Linked DNA regions of Mus musculus: region 2 is linked to region 1. Evidence: chromatin loops called from intact Hi-C (ENCODE). Cell type or tissue: left cerebral cortex. All regions are shown on one strand.

Evidence for each region. Hi-C counts contacts between places; a loop is a spot of excess contacts. Peaks named below come from ENCODE experiments on the same cell type or tissue, not always from the same donor. Only the 100,000 strongest peaks of a DNase experiment are listed, where the experiment ranks them.
Region 2: it touches region 1 in a loop (7-fold over the local background); 2 of 42 quality-filtered maps call a loop at or near these places.

The regions. Positions count from the first base shown.
Region 1 is chr14:87,563,736-87,571,735 of GRCm38, reverse strand. No RefSeq gene overlaps it. Among named protein-coding and RNA genes, the nearest start is that of Tdrd3, 150 kb to the right of the region's middle. In left cerebral cortex, CTCF peaks have their summits at 4,423 and 5,378 (motif pointing left); DNase peaks (open chromatin) are centred at 3,036, 3,389, 4,430 and 5,296; H3K4me3 peaks cover 1,093 bases; H3K27ac peaks cover 543 bases.
Region 2 is chr14:88,274,316-88,282,315 of GRCm38, reverse strand. The region is part of intron 3 of Gm33203 (a long non-coding RNA gene); the gene reads left to right. Among named protein-coding and RNA genes, the nearest start is that of Gm33203, 59 kb to the left of the region's middle. In left cerebral cortex, a CTCF peak has its summit at 3,772 (motif pointing right); a DNase peak (open chromatin) is centred at 3,780.

The sequences.
Region 1 (8,000 bases):
ACCGAAAGGTAAAACTGTAAATGCCAGGTGAAAGGTTAAATGACCTGGTTAGATGTCAGAAGAGTCTCCTCTTCCTGTCACCAAATCCTTGGGGTTTCCATTGCTGCTCTCCTGGGAGACTTCTGAGGCCACTTTGCCCTTCTCTTACTCATACTATTAATATAAATTCTTCTTTACTATTTTTTTCCTTCTCAAATGCACCAAGGAAGCCTAAGTAATGAGAGCAGATATTTAAGGATTATTGGTTGAGTGACTGTTGCTTTGACGAATGATTAAATACAATGCTGAGGGACCTAAAACCAAACTACAGTAAGATTCTGACTCTCACTTGTGGCTCACGTCCTTGAATTCCCTACGTTTTTACTTCGGAGGCAGCAAAATGACCCTCTTTGCCAATCTCTTCATCTTAAATGTCAGCGATTATGCTTTCAGGTCTGATTTAGCTGTTCGCTCGTGCTGTTCCCATCCTGATTTCTCCTCTGCTGAGCCTGTGCCCTCCTCATCCTTTTACCTGCTTGCCTTGAAAGGCAGCAGCTCTCTCCAGCAGACAGCTATCAAAGGAATCCTTCTCACACACATCCTCCTGGATTGTCAGGATGACAGTCTCTTGGGGCTGCTCTATCACTGACTGCGACTCTGGATGGCACATTTTCCTCTTCTTCAGGTTTGTCTCCTGGATTTACAGTTTGGAGGTCATCTTTGGGACTCTTCTGTTTATAGCTGAGCTCTCAGTAAATGCTCCTGGAGTTCCCACTTCAACCTGAGAGGAGTTAGGAATAGAAAGAAACTGTGAGGAAAAAAAAAGGGAGAGAGACAGAAAATGTGAAGAAATTTGAATTCAACTCTTTCTCATTGTGGGACAGAACAAGGACAGCCAGCCAGGTCAGGGGCTGAGAAGCCAATGTGAACACACCTCATAGTATTTCCTCTGTTATTCATCCCGTAAGACTGCTTTCTCCTCTAGAGTTCCATATGATTGAAAATATGAAATATGTCTGCTTAAATTCGGTACCTATTACCTTTTATTATTCTTTAACCTCAACTGAAAGATGGTATAAATAGTTTTCTTGCTAACAGACTCTGAGCTGGGATTTGCTGAACCAGACATCATCAGGAATTACCTTGGGAAAACAGTTGATGAAGCAAGGAATAAAAACAGGAATGAAGCCTGAAGAGGTAGCCAGTAGCCAAAGTGCCCTACTACCCATACAAGAAAACCAGGTATGGAGGTACTAGCTTATAATTCTGGGAAGGGAGAGGCAGATGGACACCCCAGAGTCAGTGGGTAGCCAGCCTAGTCCAATCTATTAGTCCCAGGTTCTAATGAGAAACCCTGTGTTATAAAACAAGGTGGGTAGATCCCAAGAAACAACTGGAAACTGACCTTTGACTTTCAAACAAACACTAGCAGATACATACACACATATACACACACACATGCAGAGAGAGAGACAGAGAGAGAGAGACAGAGACAGAGAGAGAGAGAGAAAATAACTTAAGTGGACAAAGAGAAAGATCAACTTGCAAAAGCCATCAATAGCATTAGACATCTCTATTGGTCTAGAATACCCCGTCAGAGTTGTTCCAGCTAGGTAGAGATGGCCATCCTAGGTACTGGATGTGGCCATCTTCCAAAAAGAAAGTTCCTTTTGATCTGAGGCAGCCTTGGGCAAGTTGGGTCATCAACCCTAGGGATTGGCTGAACACTAAGCCTGTCTGCTGACAACCCCCGGACACCAAGTCCCTACTTGAGTTTATGTAGAAGGTGCACCTACCTAAAGCCTATCACAGACATTACCTGCCCTTTGGACAAAATAAGGTCAGAGAAACCTTATTTCACAGGATATACTGTCTTAAACAATTCTCCCGATCCCTGGCCTTGGGGAGTTTAAAGTCTAGTAGGCAAGTCAGCTCATAAATCATGATGATGATGTGAAGAGCAAAACAATACATAAAGAAAGAAACAGACATACCCAGTGGGGGTGTTGTGGGAACCTGAGAACACCCAGAAGACCTGGCTGCCTCAGCTTAGGGAAGTCTCCGTAGACAGGGGAGACTTCCCTAGCCACAGAGCCTCCTGTTAGACCAGTGGTTCCCAGCCTTCCTAATGCTGCTACCCTTTAATATAGTTGTGGTGACTCCCAACCACAAAATTATGTCATTGCTACTTCATAACTGTAACTTTGCTACAGTTACAAATCATAATGGAAATATCTGTTTCCAGATGGTCTTAGGCAATACCTGGGAAAGGTCTTTCCACCCCCTAGGGGGTTCCGACCCACAGTGGAGAGCCACCATATTGGAGGACTCTGCTCCCTTTTGTCTTCCAGTCTGCATTTCCTCGTTGCTTTAGTCTCTCCCTCCCTGCCAATATCTTTTGTAGGGACATAATCCTCTTCATTTCTCTTCTCACTTATTCAGCCGTTTTCCTGATTTGCTTTACCGTCTCCAGAGCAATTTCTCTCCATCTAAAGAGCTAGTCCCTCAGCCCGTTGTAAGTTAAGCTTTAAAACCTAATTGTTGTGCGACATTTTTGCACATTGACTGTGATTGCACACCTGGCAAATGGCATTTTCAAGGGATCTGTAGACTTAATGGGTTCAGGTTTCAAATATGTACATAATTAAATTTCTGATCTTAATAAAAAGACATTACAGGCTACATGCTAAGTAGAAACGAAACCGTGGAGAGGGCGGGGGGAGTGGGGACCAGAGTCAGCTAAGAAATGTTTTCTGGTGAGATTTCTAACAGGTTTTACTGCTAGCCCTCAAAGGTTATGTTACAAAATTTACAAAGGGACTATCCTCCAAAGATGCGATATTTGAGACTTAAAGTGTTGTGGCCTGAAATTCACAGAGCAAACGGAAAAACGGTTTATGGCGTGCTGACTTCATGACTGGAGGGAAGTAACACGGTGCACTGACAATAATTGGAGGATTGTAAGCCTCCTCCAAGCGCCTGGCAGCCTTCCATGGCTCTCAAGCCTCCAACCCTGGGAGGAGAAGATCAGTGATAATCTGGGCGTGCCCAGCCACAGCCTCTTCCCGGGGGAGCTTCCCACACACGGAGAGAGCAAGTGGGAACAAACTTCAGCCCCCAGCACATCACCAAGGAACGCTTTCAAGCCGGGCGCATTGACAGCACACTGGAGGCATAGTTTTGGCATGTGAAAAATGGAAAGTTCCCGAAGCGCTGCCGTCTCTGCCAAGAAAAGCCTGTGCAGTCAGGGTTATGGGCTTCTGAGCCCAGGGGGCGTCACAAGATGGGTGGGGAGGTTATCAAGATCCAACAATTAATGCTGCCTCCAGTACCTCCTCGCCTCTGAAACGGGGCGAGCCCCATCAGCCTTTGATGCTCTTTGAGAATCTGGAAGCCAAGGCATTCACTCAGGGATGCAGAGTGATCTCTGCTGCTCAGCCACCTGCAGCGCTTGGGAGCCGCCCCGGGAAAAGATTCATCCTGTCAGTGGCAAGACAGCTTCCGACTGGTTTAACCTTTGGGATGGAATCCCTTGGCTCTGGAGATGAAATGGAGCCTAAGCACACGGCCCAAAGGGGTGCCAGAGCTCTGTAAATCTGAGAATTACTCCTGGTAGTGAGAGGAGGAAGCAGATCATTAAGTTTCCGGGGTTCTGGCATGGATCCCTGCTGCCTCTGAGCTAAAAGTCACGCTGAGTGCCCCTGTGAAGAGAGCCATGGTACACCAGAAACCAAAAGCAGATCTCAAGCCCGAGTCCCGACGGCTGTTCCGGGAACAGAGACTGACTGGATAGGTGCCTGGCTTCCTGCCTAGGTTATGAGGAACCTATGGGAAGGGGCAGCTTCTCCCCACCCAGTCACCAGAACCCGAGATGCTCTCATTGTGCTACAACTCTAAACTCGTTTTCGTTGTTTGAGAATAAGCTAGTTATTCAGTTATACACTGTGCCTGTTGTGAGTTTTTCACATGTGACCTTCCAGTCAGCCTTCAGTTGGGTACGTGTCCTGTGTCGGGTGGTAGGAGAAGATTTTTAAAAAACCAAATTATTAGACATAAAATTACCAAATAATAAATAAAGGTTTAAAAGAAGAATGTGGGACTAAGGTTAAAGTAATACACACACGGAAGATTAGTTTGTATTTAAAGTGCTTTTCTTGTAAAGAATCCGGAGGAATTACTGTGTTCAGCATGTCAGTGCTCATGGTGGGACTTTGAGGGGAAACAGTTGGCAAGAATTCTAAGAGAGGGAAAATAACAGCCACTGTGTATCAAATGGTGAGTCCGTGCTTGTTAATGACACAGTAAGTGGCTTACTTATTCTTTTTCTTCAATGAAATAACAGCAGTTATCTTCAAGTGCAGAAACCATGCACAGAGGAGTTAAATGACCTGGTCAAGGACACACAGCAGAGACCTAGATGTTGCAGTTTTGTCGTCCCCTACAGGCAACTATGTGCACTTCCTCATCTCTTCTCGCTGCAGTTTAAGGAGCAGATTTTTTTAAGTTACTAAGCTATTGGTTGAAAACCTCTCCATAGGACATGTTTATGGATTATCGGTTGCCAAGGCAACCAGGACTCTGTATTCTCAGCTCTGCCTTCCAGGGCAAAGGCAGTGTGCTCTTTTCTTCCCCTTGATTATCCCTTACTGATTTCTCTCACTTCTCTCTCCTCTGTTAAGTGGTTAGACTCTTCAGGGATGTTTGAGTTTTTGCATCCCTACCACAGATGGCTGTACCATGTATGCTATATGTATTCAATGAATATTTAAATGATTGGAAAAAGATGAACCAGAGAATTGGGTATAAAGCAGGAAAAAAAACCAAGAACTAAACGGAATCAAATGCAAGAAGTAAGACTGCATTTATTGAGTACTTACCATGTGCAAAGTGTCGTGATTTCTTTAGTTCAGAAATTATTTAGCATGATCTGCTTACCCTTAGAATAAACTTGTAAAATAATGCCGTAACATTTTCCTCTCATTTATAGACAAGGGGATTAAGATGGGATGGGTTAAGCAGATTGCCTGGCTCACACGGAGACTAAAGCATAGCACGGAATCTGAAACTAGGTGTTCTGGCTCCCAAGGCCAGGCTTTTTCAGTCTCTGTCTTTCAGACTCTTTTAAAGATCATCTGTCTTGTTAAATGCTTCCTCTAAGTTCAAAGCAATCTCCTCCTGAGTCGCAGCAGACCTTCACTCTGAAGTTCCATAAGGACAACCTCGAAATGCTAATCCTATTAGAATCTAGCAGAGTCTCTGAAGTCTGTGGTTGCTCTGGCTTGCCCCTTGAGTGTCCCTCAAAGGCTTTGCTGCCAACCTGGGACGCGACTAGGAGATGGTGAGACCTTGAGCAGGGTAAGACCTGTGGGAGAAAGTGTGGCTGCTGTCAGCGTCCTCTGGTGGGGAAATTGAGGATTGCAGTCTCTTCCTCTTGATAACAGCTTCCAGGAGGTGAGCAGCTTAAAGCCACACGGTCCCATTATGAAGCTACGTCTCCTCACAGGCCTAAAGCAACAAAGACACCTGAATGTGCAATGACACTGCTGGAATCGTGAGTCCAAGTAAACATCTCCTCCTGTTAGGCTGGCAATCTCAGCTTTTTGTGATAGCCATGGAAAGTTAACTAGAACAGTGAAGAAAATATGAATTAGTAGCTAGCTGATACCTACACGGATGGTAGTTAGATGGATAAATTGATGGTTAGGTGGATTCATTAATACCTTGCTTATCTTGATAATAAAGCAAGGATAATGGCAAGAGCAGAGATGAAACATTTACTCGTACAGCAAAGAAGTTATTCTATTTGCTCAAATCGAAGCATAGCATTTTCAAATTTAATTGGTTTTATAGTAAGCATAGAAGTAAAATTTATTTTCATCTTCATATGCCTTGAAATGTAATTAAATAGTTTTAAAGATATTTAAAGTACATATTTAGCCACTTAAAATGGAACGACGATTGGGTTTAACAATGAAAGCCAACATTTTCATGCAGTAGGTTGTCCAAAGAATTTATTGAGAGAGAAAATTGAAGATACATCAAAATATCCCGTAATGTGCTCTGCCCTGCATGTTTGTTCTGCCTTTTTGTCCTTTCTGTAACACTTGAGTGCAGCAATTATGGACTAGGAATGACGAGCTTGAAACATTGACTGGAGAACAGATCTGTAATCTGGTGACAGGTGAGTGTGCAAAAGGCAGTGCCCCTAATGTTTTGTAGAATGCTAGGAGAAACATTTACATTAATTTGTAAATGGGCATATGCACAAATGTAATTTGTCTCACAAATTACATGACAGTCCTCCGCAATAACCACAATATAGCTCCATAATTCCATATCTGAAGCATTATGGACTACGTGTGCTCCAAATTGAGAAATATCAGGACATTGGTAATACATGCTATGGGTAGCATCTGGAACAGCACTCATCTTTAACATTAATGTTCCACTCGTGAAAACAGGAGCAGAGTCACACTAAATGAAGTAAATACATTCCATGCAGTTTTGCATCATTTCAGGTGTGATTTGGCTGCTGAATGGCTTTGTCTCAAACTTATTAGCAACCGAATATCCAAACCTCTTGTCTTCAGAATTGCGGGTGAAGGTGGGGGTGGGGGTGGGGGTGGGGGTGGGGGTGGGTGTTCTATTTCTTGATTTTTTTTTTTGCATGCATCATTAAACCTGGGAAACTGTACGGAAACAGGCACATATCAAACCGCATAGAGGAGCTAGCACACATTCATTCATCCGTTTGTTTGCCCTTAATTCGACCAGTGTGACACAAGCTACAGAAAACAAGCCAGTTAGACTTGGCGATGCATTTTTGATATGAAGCTGATGAGTCTGAACCTGGGGGAAATCTGTTTCTAAAAGGCCTGCCCATCTTTTCTCCTTGGGACAGAGCTCTTCTTGCTGATACTGGCCCTGTACACGCAGCGTATTTGCTCTCAACAGAGTCCTAGCGTTGGGTGAGCACCGAAAAGAAGCAATTCCGTGGGGTCTGAGCAGAATTCTATTTACTCTAAGGGGCTTTCAATGAGCCAGATGAGTAGCTTTTCTGAGGTTTAAAGAAAGGAATGGGGCGGTGGGGGCAGGGGGAGAAACAGTGAAAATTGAAGATAGTGCCACAGGACAGTGCTTGGGGAGAGCGAGAGGCAGGAGCCACAGTTGACAAATGCGTCCTAGATACAGGTTGGGAAACTGCTTTGTCACTTTCTTTCCCGGCCTCTAATTCCCTCTCGTCATTGAACTAAAAGAGTAGGTGTGCCAGACTGAGAGGACAGGCTTGCCCTCTCTCAGGTCACATCGATTTTCCCACTCCATAATGGGTCATGCACCAGGCTGCTTAACAGGGAAACTTTGCGCCCAGGACCCAGGGCGATGGAAGAAGGTAGGCAGGGTCCTGGGCAAGCCTGGAAAGAGAAGTTTAAAGCAGCGAGAGCCTTGGTGCCTACAGGGTGAGATGATAAATCATGTCAGCAAGGCTAGATCCAAAGAGGAGACAGAAATATCACAGGGGAAGGAGTGATTCGTCTTGTGGGGAGACGGCCTCCACAGCATTCGGAAGGCTAGGTTTTGTAATCCCACAGCCCACGCAGGGCAGGAGCTCAGTGAGCAAGGACAGTACCTCCTGGGAGTACTGAACTGAGAGGCTGAGTGAAAAGGAACTTCAGAGCCGACCCTGAAGAAGCAGGTAAGAGCAATCTGCGTATGGCCAGGCCTGGCCACTCAGTCCCCGCCTCCCGACACATACACACAGCTGGCCAGCACAGCCACCAGGTACTGGTCAAGGGACCTGACCTTCTGGTTCTATGGCAATCCTCGTGGGCTGGCTTCTGGCCCAGGTGCCCATGGAGTAAAGCTTCCCCAATAGCTACAGTTTCTGTACTAAACTTGCTGCTTCTCCTGGGGTACCTGTGATTAAAAAAAAAAAAAAAAAAAAAAAAAAAAAAAAAAAAAGGCAAGCCTGTTGCTAGGGCAATAGCATACAACACAATCTTCCCTCGACCCAGAAAAACCTC
Region 2 (8,000 bases), 710 kb before region 1:
AAAAGTAGTTTTTGAAGCTCATTAGATTTTGAAACACTTATTTTTAATTTTAGTGATGTAAAGATAAGTTCAAATATTTACAAATAAAAATTAAATGAATCATTTTTTTCTCAAGTTATAAAATACTGAATATATGCTTCATTTGTTTTGTGTGAGTGTAGATGACTCTCATGGCTAATACTTATTGCTTTGAAACTGTATATAAGAGATAAGAATAAATTTTAGTGTTTTTGTAAAAATTCAAATCTGCCTTTATGATCTCATTCCATTTCTTCTCGGCTTAATTGAAGTCTTTGGGTCCCTCTTCATCTCCATAATCTGTAAGCTATAGAGAATAACAAATACACAGACGTAGACCTATATTTCTCTGAATTAATACTAAGTAGATCACTTTACCACTTGCTTAATCAACAATTTTGCAGTACTGCCTACTGTACTATGTAAAAATTATTAGTTCCTTAGTTATGTATGTATGTGTGTGTATGTATGTGTGTGGTGGGGTGTGTCTGTGTGTGGACTTTATGGGTCAATTTATTTTTATAGATGTTTTCATATGTGTATAGCCCACACTACATTCCTCATCTCTACTTTTGTTTTTCTTTTCTGTTTTTTGTTTGTTTGCTTATATGATTGTTTGTTAGCTTTTTGGGTCCTAATTATTCTACCCTTTAATACAGTTCCTCACATTGTGATGACCCCCAACTATAAGTTTTTCTGCTTACTCCTTCATAGCTGTATTTTTGTTTATTATGAACACTATTATGAACATTTTTGGAAACAGAGGTTGGACAAAGGGGCATCTACCCACACAATGAGTACCTCTGGTCCAGAGATTAGTAAAATGGAATACTACTCAGTTATTAAAAAAATGAATTTATGAAATTCCTAGGCAAATGGATGGACCTGGAGGGTATCATCCTGAGTGACGTAACCCAATCACAAAGGAACTTTCACAATATGTACTCACTGATAAGTGGATATTAGCCCAGAAACTTAGGATACCCAAGATATAAGATACAACTTGCCAAACACATGAAATTCAAGAAGAACGAAGACCAAAGTGTGGACATTTTACCCTTTCTTAGAAATGGGAACAAAACACCCATAGAAGGAGTTACAGAGACAAAATTTGGAGCTGTGACGAAAGGATGGACCATCTAGTGATTGCCATATGCAGGGATCCATCCTATAATCAGCTTCCAAATGCTGACACTATTGCATACACTAGCAAGATTTTGCTGAAAGGACCCAGATATGGCTCTCTCTTGTGAGACTATGCCGGGGCCTAGCAAACACAGAAGTAGATGATCACAGTCAACTATTGGATGGGTCACATGGCCCCCAATGGAGGAGCTAGAGAAATTACCCAAGGAGCTAAAGGGAACTGCAACCCTATAGGTAGAACAACAATATGAACTAACCAGTACCCCGGAGCTCTTGTCTCTAGCTGCATATGTATCAAAAGATGGCCTAGTCGGCCATCACTGCAAAGAGAGGCCCATTGGACTTGCAAACTTTATATGCCCCAGTACAGGGGAACGCCAGGGCCAAAAAGGGGCAGTGGGTGGGTAGGGGATGGGGGGGTGGGTATGGGGGACCTTTGGGATAGCATTGAAAATGTAAATGAGGAAAATACCTAATTAAAAAAAAAGAAAGCAGCAAAGAGACAGAAAAGGTGAAGCAATATTTTCTTTCTTTTTTTTTTAGTATTTAAAGCAAAATTTAAATTTAAATTTATGTTGATCATATTTTTCCTCTTCCAAATTCTTGTTTAATCTCTCCAATTTCCTAGCCATTCAATTTTCAAGTTCTTTCTAAAATAAATAAATAAATAAATAAATAAATAAATAAATAAATAAATATCCAATACAAGAACACAAACACCCCCAACCAAGAAAATAAAAACCCCCTCCGAAAAACCCCCACACAATTGTAAACAAATAAGATTACATGCAAAAATAACAGTGAAGTCTAGTATATGTTATATATACATGATTTCTGTCCTAGAGTGATTGGTATTAGAGAAAACAAATTTTCTCTCTCTGAGCAGGTAAAAGTGACAGTTAAATGGTTAACCTTTACCTTAGTGGCTAAGTTTTATTCATTCATTTATTCATTCATTTACTCATTCATTTTTGAAGTATAAGGAAATTAAATACAGTAAGGTAAAACAAAAACTATCGCTAGGGGTCATTTTATCGCTACTTTCTCTTCTTTAAGTCGGGATTATTTGGTTTTATCTTAGGTCCCTAGTCAACATAGTCTCAAGTTCCTTTTCCCTCAAGCAATGTTGGGTATGGGTTTCATATAATGGAGTGAGTGGCCTTCAATGAAATCAGTTATTGGTGGGTTACTCCCACAAGCCCTGTGCCACATTGCCCTGGTGGATTCTGCAGCTAGTACACCATTGTAGATGAAAGTGTTGCTGGCCATGCCTAGCTTTTTGTGTGGGTGCTGAGGATATGGATGTTAAGTTCTCATCCTTTTATAACTACCAGATTACGGACAGAACAAGTTTGAGTATCACAGATGCACAGCAACACATGTATATTTTTGCCTGAATATTTGGGATCCTAACTCAAGATCCCAGGCTTGTATGGGAAGCACTTTACTCAGTGACCTATCATTTAGCTAGCATCAAAGGTTGTAATATGACTTAGTTACTGGCAAAAATCTTGGCTGTTCCTACAATTCCTGCTTTCAAGTACACCCCCAAATATCTTCTAACTTAATTATTATTAGTTATTCAAAATCGTAAACTTAATGTGTTCAGCAACAACATTCCAATCTTCCATTCGAAGCCTGCTCATTCTTATCTGGAATGAGTCATGGCATCCTTATTCAGCTATTTCTCGGGTATATTTTGGTGTTTTCTTGTGTTCTGTTCCCCTCTTTATTTCTTCTCTAATCCATTAGCATTCCTATTGCCTGTACCTTACTAACATGTCTAGAACTCAAATCACTAAGTGGTAATCTTCTTTAAGGGCACAATTTTCTCTTGTCCATATCAATAGATTTCAAGGATATTTTTACTGTTTCTACCAAACGGTTCTTTGCTTTCTGTTTCTCACCGGGATTCCTTAAAAGACGAGACCTGAGGTGATATATTTATTTTTGGAGAATTTTTAATTGGTTTACATGACTGGATTCTGGGTAGGTCAGCAGTGGCAGTCTGCAGAGAAGAGAACACTCTATCTGCTCAGTCCAAAGAATGGGCAGCTTCACATCCAGGGGAACCAAAGGTGCACCTCAGCCTATGGCCTTCAGCCTGGAATCTCCAAAGAGTCCCAGTGAATTCACATTGAGCAATATAAAACACCTGTAGTCTTATACCTTAGGTGTTACCAGCAGCAACAGTTACATTGGCTCAGGAAGGACTTGTATTGCATACCTGCTTTCTCGTTCCCTTTAAGTCGGCCCTTGCTTCCCCAGCTTGTCAGATGTTATGACCCACACTCATCACATCCCTTTCCCTGATATGTTATGCTTAGTATGAATCCTCACCAGAGGTCCACTCACAGATACATGCAACAGTACGCTGCATTAATTCTCTGAGCATTTCTCAGTCCAGTCAAGTTGACAGTGAAGGTTAAACATCATACTTCTATATACTTCCCTCCCACACAAAAACGATAGCTTTAATCATTTCTTATTTCAGCTAAAAGAAATTGTCACAAAATTAGTGGCTCAAAACGTTTATTATCCTATCGTCCCATAAATGTTTGAGCACAGGGTGATTTAGTTGATTTTGTGTTTAAGTAAAACGCTAGAGGGCAGCAGAACGGAATGCTTTTCTGGAAGTTCTAAGGAAATAGGACTCTCTGGTCATCAGTGCTATTCAAGCATCTCAGTGTAGGTTGGAGACTCCAGGTTTTCATTGTGGCCTTTGGCTAAGTATGGTTCTCAATTTGTAGAAGTCCTCCATATTTCTCTTACTTGCCCATTTATAGCCAGGAATGTGTGGGGCCTGGTTTTCTCAATTTACCTTTGCTTTGCCTCTATTGTATTTTACCTGTCTGAACAAAATGGAGACATTTCCCTAGTTATATCATCCTGCTGTATAATAAACCCATGATGATCTTCCTCTCCCAAGACCCATGACCTTAAATATCTTTTCAAATTGCTTCCACAGATGTACCTGGGTTACTGAATTATTGAATAACCAAGGGAAGAGATCTTAGGAAGCAGCTTTAGAACCCTGCCTCTGAGAGCAGCCTGCTTTCCCAAAGACTCTGCTACACATAAAATAAATGAAGTTCTAGTCCATTCTCCATTGCATAATGGTTTCTTAGTTTATGCAAAGTAGACACCAGATTACTTATATAGGTCTACAGAACCTAGTGCAATCCCTTTTCCATTACCTAGGATTTTATTTCTTATAACCCCCATTCATGTTTCCACTGATTTTTAAAATACTCCTTTTAAAAGATTTTAAAATATTCAATTATTCATCTACTTCTGACTTTAAAATAATGGGTATAGTTCATTTTTCTTCACCATTGTTTCTCTATATTAGTGTTTATTATAGACAGGATAATCCTTTCTTGTGTAGTTTTTATATATTATCAAATGTTAAGCATACTTCTGGTTTCTATTCATTAGATGAATTCATTCATTTTCTGATATATCTACATATTACCCAGTGCATCTTTGTTAACACAATTTCCACTAGTTACAATGACAAAACTTCATGGTGGCTAATAACAAAGTCACCTAGCCACTAGTTGCAGAAACCAGCACCGTTAAACTTCCAATTTCAGGATTTCAGGAATTGAGGGATTCTTTTTATTCCCCCAGATAGTATATAAACAAGTTACTTTGTAAAGATAAAAAGGAAATGACAATAATTTCAATACAAATTTGCAACCTTGACTCAAAACATTGATCACACATAAGCTTAAGAAAAGAATGTACAATAAAAACAAAAACAATGTATTATAATTAGACACATGGCTGAGGCAACTATCAGAAGAGAAGAGCAGAAAGGAGCTGGTTAATACTGTACAAATTCTACCATCAGTCTTCTTCATACTTGCGTAGCAATTATTAATAGTCCACCACCTAGTTGTAGGAAATACATTTTCAATAAACTGAGACTGTGTGTTTAAGAAGCATCTACTAAATATTAAACTTCATTTTGACTAGGTTTTAAATAAGAGCTTAGTACATGTCCTTTGGCAGTCAGCATATGGTTAGTTACTCTTGATTTGAGAGAACTGAAAGACCTGGGGAAACAACATTTAATAAATGAGTTCAAGTGATTTCAATTTGTTGTAGTGGAAATTTTCTGGATGATGTAATAGTCCCATGTTAGTTCTGATTTCTGGACAGAAACAAAAGTGTCAGTTCAAAACCAAAAACGTAGGCAAGAGAAAAAAATCTAGCAACAGCTGGGCAAGAAGGAAAACCACAGCCTTCCTCAGAGTGACCAGCTTCGTGACTGCCAAATTTAACTCCAAATACAAGAGATTATGATTTAAGTTTACCTGAGAATTTAGGCATCACCAAAAATACAAAGTGACAATGATATTATACCAACTGCAGATAAAAAAGTTCAATATGAAGTCAATATATTTCAAAATTAATTATATAATTAACATATAACAACAGGATCAGTATATCTTCAATATTGTTAGAGTTGATATTTCTTGTGAAGCAAATTAAAGTGTATCTTATTTGTTGCAGTTCATATTTATGGGTAGCCCGATTTATGTTTAAAAAGTCTTCCTTTGTCAACAGTTATTTTGTCATTCAACCATTTGCTGAGAGTCTGCTCGGCAATAGCAAACACAGGAGATCCAATGCCTTAGGCCACCGATTTGTGTTCTATTTGAATAAGAAAGTAAATAGAAACACAAACAAGTATGAAAAAATAAAATGTGAGTTAATGATAGTAATAAACATGCAATGATAGGTCTCAGGGTTAACAACTTGCGTGGCTAGAAAGGCTCCTAAAAACGTGAGAGACACAAAGCTAATAAGATGTAAAAGGAAAGAAGATCTTTGAAAGTCCAAGGAATGTAAACATCTGCTATCATATTAAAACCCTCTGCTACCTTTTTGGGATTGTGAATTAATTTCTTGTAGAAGCACTTTTGGGAGCCGCCTATCAGACATCCCATGTACCTATATTACTATTGGTAACAGTAGCAAAATTACAGTTACTAACTCATAGCAGGATACTTTTTGTGGTGTTGGTTATCACAACATGAGGAACTGTACTAAATGCCTCTACCACTAGGAAGGTTGAGAATCACTGTGCTAGGGAAAACTTAGGTTGGAATACTGTAAAAACTAGAAGTGATGGAGAATTTCCAGATGTTGCCTATCTGTCACCTGATGCGCTAAAAGCAAATAACAACTTTCTAAGTGTATAAGTCCTCATCTTCTGCATGATTATAGTAAATTTGGGTGTATACAGATTGCCTCTCCAATCCTCATTCGTAAAATACCATGGATCTTAATAAACTTCCTTATTGCACTAGATATAGGTGTTAACCTCTGAAAATCATCATCAACCTCGAAATTTTAAGTTATTTGTATTATCAGATTCCTTTCTAATTTTCTTATCTAAATGAACTACTTTTTATTCAGAGAGTGAAATTTTTCTGCATAACTAGGGAGGGCTGGTGAGATAACACTTCACTATGAGCCTAGATTGGTCTCAAATTTCCAGTCCTTCTGCCTCAAACTCCTAGGTCCTGGGATCATGGACCTGCACTAATTTTGTTTGTTTAATTTATTTATTTTTAACCACTGCTGTGATTTTTTTCCATCCAAATCTTCCAATCGCTGCCCCCCTCTTGTTCCCCCACAGAGTCCTTCCTCCCAAACCCCTCTGCTTCTCCTCTGAGAGGTGCTCCCCTACCCCTGGGTATCCTTTCACCCTGGAACATCAAGTCTCAGCATGGTTATGTGCAACCTTTGCCACTGGGGCCAGACAAAGCAGCCCTATTGGGAAACAGATTCCTCAGACAGGCAACAGGTTTAGAAACAGGACAGCCCCTACTACAGTTGTTGGGAGACCCACATGGAGACTAAGCTGCACAAGTACTGGGACCTTGTTACAGTCCCTTTATACTCTTTCTTTGGTGGCTCAGTCTCTGGGAGCTCCTAAAGTTCCAAGTGAGATCCCTCTGTTGGTCTTCCTGTGGAATTCCTATCCCCTTAAGGGCCTCCAATGCTTCCCCTGTCTCTTCAACAAGATTCCCTGGTTTTTCATGCAATGTTTGGCTGTGGGTATCTGCATCTGTCTCAGTCAGCTGGGTGAAGCCTCTCAGAGTTATTCTAGGCTCCTGTCTGCAAATATCACAAGAGTATCATTAATACTGTCAGGGATTGGTGCTTGCTCATGATGTGGGCCTCAAGTTGGGCAGATGATTGGGTGGCCATTCCCTCAGTCTTTGCTCTATCTTTGTCCCTGAATTTCTTTTAGACAGAACAGATTTTGGCTCAAAAGTTTTGTGGGTGGATTAATGTCCTGCCTAGCTACTGGGTGTGGCCTCTACAGGCTCCGTTTTCCCACTGTTACTCTTTCAGGCAGAGATCCCCTGCACTGACTCCTGGGGGGACTCCTCCATCCCAGGTCTCTGGCTTAATGATGGTCATATTCACTATTACTCTGGCAGTCTGAAGTACCTAACAAAGTGTGATTAAAAGATAAAAGGTACTGGTAGAGCTCGTGTCTCTAGCTGCATATGTAGCAGAAGATGGCCTAGTCAGTCATCATTGCTTGGTCTAGCAAACTTTCTATGCCCCAGTATAGGGGAATGCCAGGGTCAAGAAGTAGGAGTGAGTGGGTAGGGGACCAGGGCGGACTGAGGGTATAGGGGACTTTTGGGATAGCATTTGAAATGTAAATGAAGAAAATATCTAATAAATAAGGATAAAAGGTGTTTTTCAGTCCTAAAATAAAGTTTTAAAAGTAGAATAAACAAAATATTAGCATTGAGGTGTTCACCAAATACACTGGCAATTCATTTGCATATTCCTATGAAAGC